Linked DNA regions of Mus musculus: region 2 is linked to region 1. The links are chromatin contacts, found by POLR2A ChIA-PET in ENCODE. All regions are on one chromosome and are shown on one strand. The core of a region is the stretch at or near the end of the contact, and the rest is flanking DNA. Distances in the headings are between cores, read along the strand shown.

What was found. ChIA-PET counts read pairs that join two places held with the same protein, here RNA polymerase II (POLR2A).
Region 2: POLR2A ChIA-PET joins it to region 1 with 17 read pairs in Patski. The contact joins the promoter of Aph1b here to the promoter of Rab8b in region 1. POLR2A ChIA-PET finds 5 or more read pairs at or near these places in 2 of 5 experiments (Patski and embryonic stem cell).

What each region holds. Positions count from the first base shown.
Region 1 is chr9:66,917,887-66,921,497 of GRCm38, forward strand. It overlaps Rab8b (RAB8B, member RAS oncogene family), which reads right to left and starts at 1,819. Exons shown (of 8, transcript NM_173413.3): 1 at 1,624-1,819. The coding sequence starts at 1,747.
Region 2 is chr9:66,793,998-66,797,987 of GRCm38, forward strand. Aph1b (aph1 homolog B, gamma secretase subunit) reads right to left here and starts at 1,426. Exons shown (of 6, transcript NM_177583.4): 1 at 1,256-1,426; 2 at 73-243. The coding sequence starts at 1,368.

The DNA of each region.
Region 1 (3,611 bases), core at 569-3,068:
TAATTCAAGGTTTTTTTCCTGCATAAATGTATGTACACCATGTAAATGTCTAGTCCCCACGGAGGCCAGAAGAGGGTGTTGTATTCCATTAGAATTACAGGCAGTATGAGGTGCCAAGTGAGTGCTATGAACCAAACCTGGGTCCTCTGTAAGAGCAGCAAATCCTCCTAACCACCATAGCAACTTTCCAGCCCCTTTGACATACTTATTGTCAACACACTAGTTCCCCATTACTTGTGGATCACCTGGAAAGCCATTTGAAAAATGCTTTAAATAAGCTAGTATTAGAGGCCAGACAACCAAAAAGCTGATGAGTGAGTGGGCCACTGGACTGCAGCTATTTAACAAAGGAAATAATGTTAAGGTCATCCTACTGAAGGTTTAAAAGCAGTTTTGATGTGTTCTTCAGTTTACAACTTAAAGATCCTGTTTACCTGCACACAATGTCTTTTACTGAAGATACAAGAGCAGCTCCCAGTGAAGAGTGAGAAATTTTTTTCTTGAGTCAATTAGAAGTAATTGGGAAATATACAGTATGTTATGATTCACCTACAAAGTAATTAGAATCAAAGGAAACTACACAGGGAGGCAGGCGGAATGTACAGTCAATCACTTGGCTTGGATGTTACCAACTACACGAGCTCAAGAATTTACAAAGTTGAGAAACTTACTGCTGCTTCCCAAGACACGGAATAAGGCGGTGAACAATAAATTTCTTCTAACCACATCATCTCCCAAAGTCCCCAGCCCCTTTAATTCCTATAAACACTCAAAAGATTTTTAACACCCCGTAGACATTACTCCATCATTAGTCACTTTTTAAATCTCGATTCAAAGATGTCAAGAGAAAATGGAAACCAGCGTTCCCAGTTACTAGGGAAAGTCCTGAGCCCCGCGTTTTCCATTTCCTCTCTGATCTCTCAACCCCTGCACTGCATCCCCTGCTTCCCCTTCTCCTTTCTAGTTAACACTCAGCTCGCCTTCACTTTCTCCACCAAGTAGCCTCAAGTCGCCCTCGGGTCCTCCTGAGTCCTTCTCCCACCTACAATCTTCTGCATTTTCTCTTGGCATCTCTGTTCACACCTTTAGAGTCAATGTCGTTTTATCGCTTGCCTCCTGATCATTCAGTCAGTCATTCCCCTCAATTCCCTGTTGACCGCCTCCTAGTCTCACTTCTCTTGTCCCTGGTGTCCTCTGCCCCTTTACTTCATTTGAAGCCCCTCTTTGAGTCCTCAAACCTTCATTTCCCTCTTCACATTTCCTTCCTCTTTCCTGTCTTTCTAACCCACGTTCGTATTCACTCTCCCTCCCCTCCTTCTCTTTCCGTACGATTTCCTGTGTTCCCCCGACTCCGTCCCTCTGGGACGCCGCTGCCGCCGCCGCCCCGGAGCCCCCTCGTGTCCCCAACACCCCTGGTTTCCGATTGCTCCGGTTCCCTTTCGTCCGTCCGCAGTTCCGCATCCCCATCCGTCCCTTTCAGCCTCTCCGGCTCTCACTGCCCTCTCCGCGGCCCTTCGGGGTCCCCTTCTCCGGTCGCCAAGCCCTCGCGTGCCCTCTCCCAGGCCCCCAGGCACCCGCCCCCCTCGTCTCAGCTCCCGTCCCGGGCCGCGGCCGCTCCCTCACCGATGGTGGAGATAAAGGTGGTGTTGAAGGCGTCCTCTGAGAAGCGGAACAGGAGGCAGGTCTTGCCAACGCCGGAGTCGCCGATGAGCAGCAGCTTGAACAGATAATCGTACGTCTTCGCCATCTTCTCACTCCGGCCCTCTCTGACCGCCAAGAGCAAGGAGGCGGTGGAAAGCAGCGCGGAGGGGGGGCCTCTGGCGAGGGGGCGTGTCTGCCAAGCCACCCGCGCCCCGCCCCGCCTCTCGCCCCACCCTCTTGAGGCGACAGGCTCGCTCCTCCCCGTCCCAGCCAATCTGCCCGCGCCTTGTCATCACCCTCCGCCCCGCGAGGCTTTATGGGATTTGTAGTACTCTGGGAGAGCCGCGGGCGTGCCTCGCCCAAACTGTCCGAACAACCTCCCTGGATAACAAATCTGAGTGATGTAGGGTGGTGTGTTAAGACTTTCCATCCTTACAGGGAAAAGACGCTTCGTTTCAAACTCCTCTTCTTTTGCCAAGGGAACTTGACTTTGTTGTTTCTTTGTTTATGGGCATCTTTCAAATCCAAGACCTCGGAATCTAAGTCCTGCAGTTCGCTCATCTACTTGCCTGAACCCGGAGCTCGGCAAGCTTTCTTTGGAGATGCAAAGGTTCACGAAGTCTGTGAATTAGCTGCAGAGTATTACCCAGCCTCTCCCGTTCCCGCCCATTTCCTAGGCCCCCTTCCACAGCCCTTCAATTATAGAGCTCAAGGAGTGATGTTAGCGGGCTAATTTCATTCCCACTTGTGCCTTCTGAACTACAGGCCACAGCCAAATGCGATGATCATTTTAGAGGCTCTGCTTCATAGATACCGCCTCGCGCACCGCGGGAGGATGAATTCTTGAGAAAGAAAGAAAGAAAGAGAGAGAGAGAGAGAGAGAGAGGGAGGGAGGGAGGGAGGGAGGGAGGGAGGGAGGGAGGGAGAGAGAGAGAGAGAGAGAGAGAGAGAGAGAGAGAGAGAGAGAGAAAGAAAGAAAGAAAGAGAGGAGAGGGGAGAGAGGGGAGAGAGGGAGAAGAGAAGAGAAGAGAAGAGAAGATAAGATAAGAGAAGAGAAGAGAAGAGAAGAGAAGAGAAGAGAAGAGAAGAGAAGAAAGATGTGGGAAGGCTTGTGCTACGAACAGCTTATAAAATAGCGCCACCTGAGACAGGTGACGGGAACTTTGGCCATAGAAGATGTAGAGATTTAGATTTGGATTTAGTCTTTGCTAAGCCACTTCACAGCTGTGTGAAGTCTCACAGGCTTGACACGTCTCAGTTTTCTCATCTGTAAAGACGAATGAAAAACAAACTACTTCATAGGTTGTAGTGAAAATTAAATACTGAGTGTGAAAGCACTTTGAAACTTGGTAAGGTGCTGTGAAGTGTAGGTGTTAGTTGCGTTTAAATTTATCACTCCTCAGGAGGCTTTCAATTAATGGGTGGCAAAAGGAAGGGAGGAAATAGCACTTTGATGTATTCAATTCAAGCCTTCATTATTTATTACCCTAGACTAATTCTTTATTGTTCAGTGCTCTTTTATCTGCAAGTGGCAGAAACCCAGCCAGATCAAGCCCCTGTGAGACAAGGGTTTACTATCCAGATCATGAGGAAGGAGTGGCTAAGGGGGACCAGGAGCTTTATCTTGTCAGAAGTCTCTGTCTCATCTCTGCTTCTTTTTCAGTTTTAATTTAAAATATGTTAAATACCAACTGTCCTAACATACACACACACCAACAAAAATTCTTTTGGATGCCTCCATTTTTAAGAGTATTAAAGGGGCCCTGCCTGACAACAAACTATCTAAAACCCTCTAGGACAAAACTTACCTTAGAGACAAGGAAATACCTTCTAGCAGAGGTTGTTACAGGAAGCAGTGGAGTTAATCATTAGAATAATAATAAAAAAACTGGACAGTTAATTGAACACATTGACAAATTCTTCTAAGATTCAACAATGCCTGTGACTTCATGTACAATATCAGCAATGTT
Region 2 (3,990 bases), core at 176-2,675, 120 kb before region 1:
GGCTAAAATTGTAGCAATCACTAAATCGTAATTCAAGTCTAACTGGGAAAATAAAACAAACACTTAACTTACTTTAACAGCTTATAATATGCGAGCCTGAACAGCTCTTGGATACAGACAGAGAGCAACACTCCGAAGATGAGCAGGTAATTCTGTACTGGTCCATCTCTGTTGTCAGTAATGACTCTCACTAGGAACCAAAAAACGGATGACAGCAGGAGAGACACCAACCAGAAGAAAGCACTGGAACGTAGAAGGAAAAAAAAAATCACAAGTTAACAGAAGCACAGGCTTAATAATGACTTTAAATCAAACCTGCTTGAGCTACAAATCATTTTTAGTAAACAATCCTCACAAAGTGATGTTTTAGATCAGAATTTTTTTTTTCTCCTAGTGAGACAAATAGTCCAAGAGGAACGTCAGATGTGCTTAACAAGAACGATTCAGTGACCCTGTCGCGTGCACGCTAGGGCACTATCTGTCAAGGACTAAGAGGCACTTGGTTGCTGACTATTTTTCCTAAGAGATGCTTTGTGTGCTATAGAAATATACAACCAGTGACAGTTGCAAATTTCATATCCTCAAAATTCACCAGAAAATATAAGTTTAATGGTTAGATATTGTCAAGTGTCTTTTTCTAAAAGAAAATGAATACCTAACGCCTGCATTAATATAATGGAAAGTTCAGAAGCTGCAAACTTCGGGCAGGTGCAGCGAGACCAAGACCACGTTCACCAGCAGAGTTCCGGTATTTACCAAGCTCCCAGGAGGACATGCCGCCTGGTCAGTTGTTACTGTGTTTTCTCGAACTTTCCTCCTTGACTGCACCCAAACCATTACCCAGGAGTCTACAAAGAAAATCTGAGCCTGAATAGTCTGCACAGACATTCTGAGTCCGAGGATTGATGTGAGGGTGGGGGGCAGGGAATAAACATCTGATCTCCAGGTGACTTTAATGGCAGAGAGTAGTGATAACGACTCTTCGATGCTGCTCAGCACTGAGGGAAATGAGAGATTCCTACAGAAAGACAAAGGCTTCATGCAGGAATCTATCTGCTTGTTCCCACACTCAGCCAACAGAAGCCAAGGGGCGCCTGCTTAGCCTACGGGCCTGCTCTTCTCAGACCCTCCCAGGAACAGTTCCAGCCCTGGACCGCACCACAAGCTGGAGCCCCTGGGAGATGGGGATCCCGGGGTCGTGGGAACCCAGGAGAGGGAGGGAACCCGCGGCGTCCGGGACACAGCGCAGCCTCACCCGGCGATGAGGAAGATGACTCGCAAAGGGTCGGTGGCGATGGTGAAGACATAAAGAGCGAGCGCGGGCCCGAAGGCGATGAAGGCGCAACCAAAGAACACCGCAGCCGTCATGACGACCTCGGGAGCCAGTCGCGGGGGCCCGAGGGCCCTGCAGTGCCCAATGGACAGCGGGTCCTGGATACGGGGCGGGGCTGGGTGGCGAGGCTCCGGTGCTCCGTCAGAGCAGTGGACGAGGCGGAGCCCGTGAGGCGGGGTCTGGAGATGCCGAGGGCGGGACGGGGCTCGAGAGGCGGAGCCTTCGGTGCCCTAGTCAAAGAGGCAACAGGAGGGAGCTTCGGGAGGCCAGGCCTGGAAGAGTTCCATAGCCTATCAGAGTGGACGGCAGAGCGAGGGTTGGCATGCAGGACCTCGAGGTCCTCTAGTCACACGGGACAAGGCAGGGTTCGGGAGTTGGGGCCTGAGCTGCTCCTTGGCCTGTAAAAGCGGGTTGCTGGGCGGAGCTCGGCAGGGGACTCGAGGTGCTCCGAGGGCAGAGGAGGGGCGTGGCTTCGGAGCACAGATCCTGTCAGAACAGGGAACGGAGGTCGGAAGGCGGAGAGCCTGGAGGAGTCCCACGCCCAGTCAAACCGGAGCCAGGTCGGAGCCTGGGAGGCGGGGCTTTGAGTCGCTCCCAGACCTGTCAGCGCCTGCAGAGCGAGCTCAGAGCGCCGCCCTACTCCAGCCAGAGCAAGCTCAGAGTGCCGCCCTACTCCAGCCAAAGCGAGCCGAAGTTCTGGAGACCTGGTAATGTAGTGGGCGGGGCTCCGAGGTGTTATAAGTGTAGTCAGAGTCAGCCGCTCCAGACATTAGGCCTAGGGTTTGTCCCTGCTCAGTTACTGATGGAGTTTTGTTCATCACCTTGAGCCCCACTGTTCCTAGGCTTAGCTTTTATACCTGGATTACATGCTGATGGAGAAAGAATATAGAGGTGAAAGCTGTAATACTTGACATATATATTACAAAACCTGATGCATAGAGAAATGCCAGAATCCATGTAAAAAACACATAGAATTCTTCCCACCCAGAGAGCAGCCTTTCCCGGTCACATATCAGTAGGGCTATGAAGGGTTATGCCAGATGAAGAGGTTTCTGGTCATCACAAACCAGAGAAAATTCCAGAGCAACCAGCAGAATCTTCATCTTCCTAGTTCTTGTCTTCCCTCATCTCCAGAAGTTAGAAGTGGGTCAGTTGTTAGAAATAAACTGACTTGACTTCACTCTTTAATTAGGTTCACTCTAATAAGGTTCTTTTAGCCCGATGAGTGGAAAACTAATTATTGTTCTTTAAGAGACCTTGGTGAAATGTTTACGGTCCTAGGTGTTAGGGATAGTGTGTTTGATCTTGTGTCATTTATGAGTGGGTTTGCTTTTAAATGAAGCTTAGGTTGAACTGGATGAACCTAGTACATAGACGGGCAGAGTCCACATGCAGCATTGCTAGGACAACAACATTTTTCTATTCTCCTATGCCTTGTTCCTATCTACTTATTAACACCAAGTATGCTGAAGTTACTTTTATTAATATAATATTTTCAATAATTTGAACATATATACAATGTATTTTGGTCATATTTATCCTCTTTCCAGATTCACCTCCATCCCCTACCTGCTCCCAACTTCATGTGTTCTTTTTTTTCTCTTAAATTACACACTGAGTCTGAGTCTAATTTGTATTGCTCATGTACGTCTGGCTGTAGGGACATCCATTAGAGTGTGGTCTACCTCCCAGAAGCCATGCCCTCGAGGAAAGCTGACTCTCTCTGAAAAGCCAAGCTGTCAATCGCTTCCCAGTCAGTGTTTGCATCTTATGAACTTCTTCCTACTCTGCGCTAGAATATTGACGAGCTTCATCTTGTGTAGGCAAACAGGGCTGCTCTAGGTTTGTGAATGCATTTTTTTTTTTTAATGAATGCATTGGTCCTGCCAAATCTAGAAGACACTGTTTGCTTTGCTCCACCCTGGCCTCTGGCTCAGACCATTTTTTTTAAGATTTATTTATTTTATGTGAGTACACTGTAGCCATCTTCAGATACACCAAAAGAGGGTGTCTGATCCCATTACAGATGGTTGTGAGCCACATGGTTGCTGGGAATTGAACTCAAGACCTCTAGAAGAATAATCCGTGCTCTCAACCAGTGAGCCATCTCTCCAGCCCAGGCTCTTACAATCTTTATACCATACCATCACTTCTATGATGTTCCCTGAGTTGTGTAAGGGGGCGTGATACAGATGCCTCATTTGTGTGTGTGCATCCCGCAGTCTCTTTTCTTCCATTCTTTGACCTGTTGTGACATACCACATTGAGTTTGGTCAGCTTTCACATGTTGTGCACTTACAGAGATCATCCATCTGTATCTTGGCATCTTTATTGATTGATCAAAAACCAGTTGGGGACAAGGGCCTTTAGCATTTGGACACACAGACTCCCAATTGAATCAAAGCATTAGAACCAATCTCCAACAGATTGTTTATCTTCAGAGATCTCAGCCAGCCCATCACTGGTCCACAAATACCTAATAAGATCTCTGGGGTAGAGAAGTTGGGGCTGAGGCTATAGACAGATATCTTGTACTTTTGAACTCCCAGCCATGTCTGTGTGACTGTGACGTGGCCAGTGTATTCTCTGTCTCAGTTTCTTTACAAGAGGATACATAGAAAAAGATCTTTGCTATATCTAGGTTTAAATATGATTTA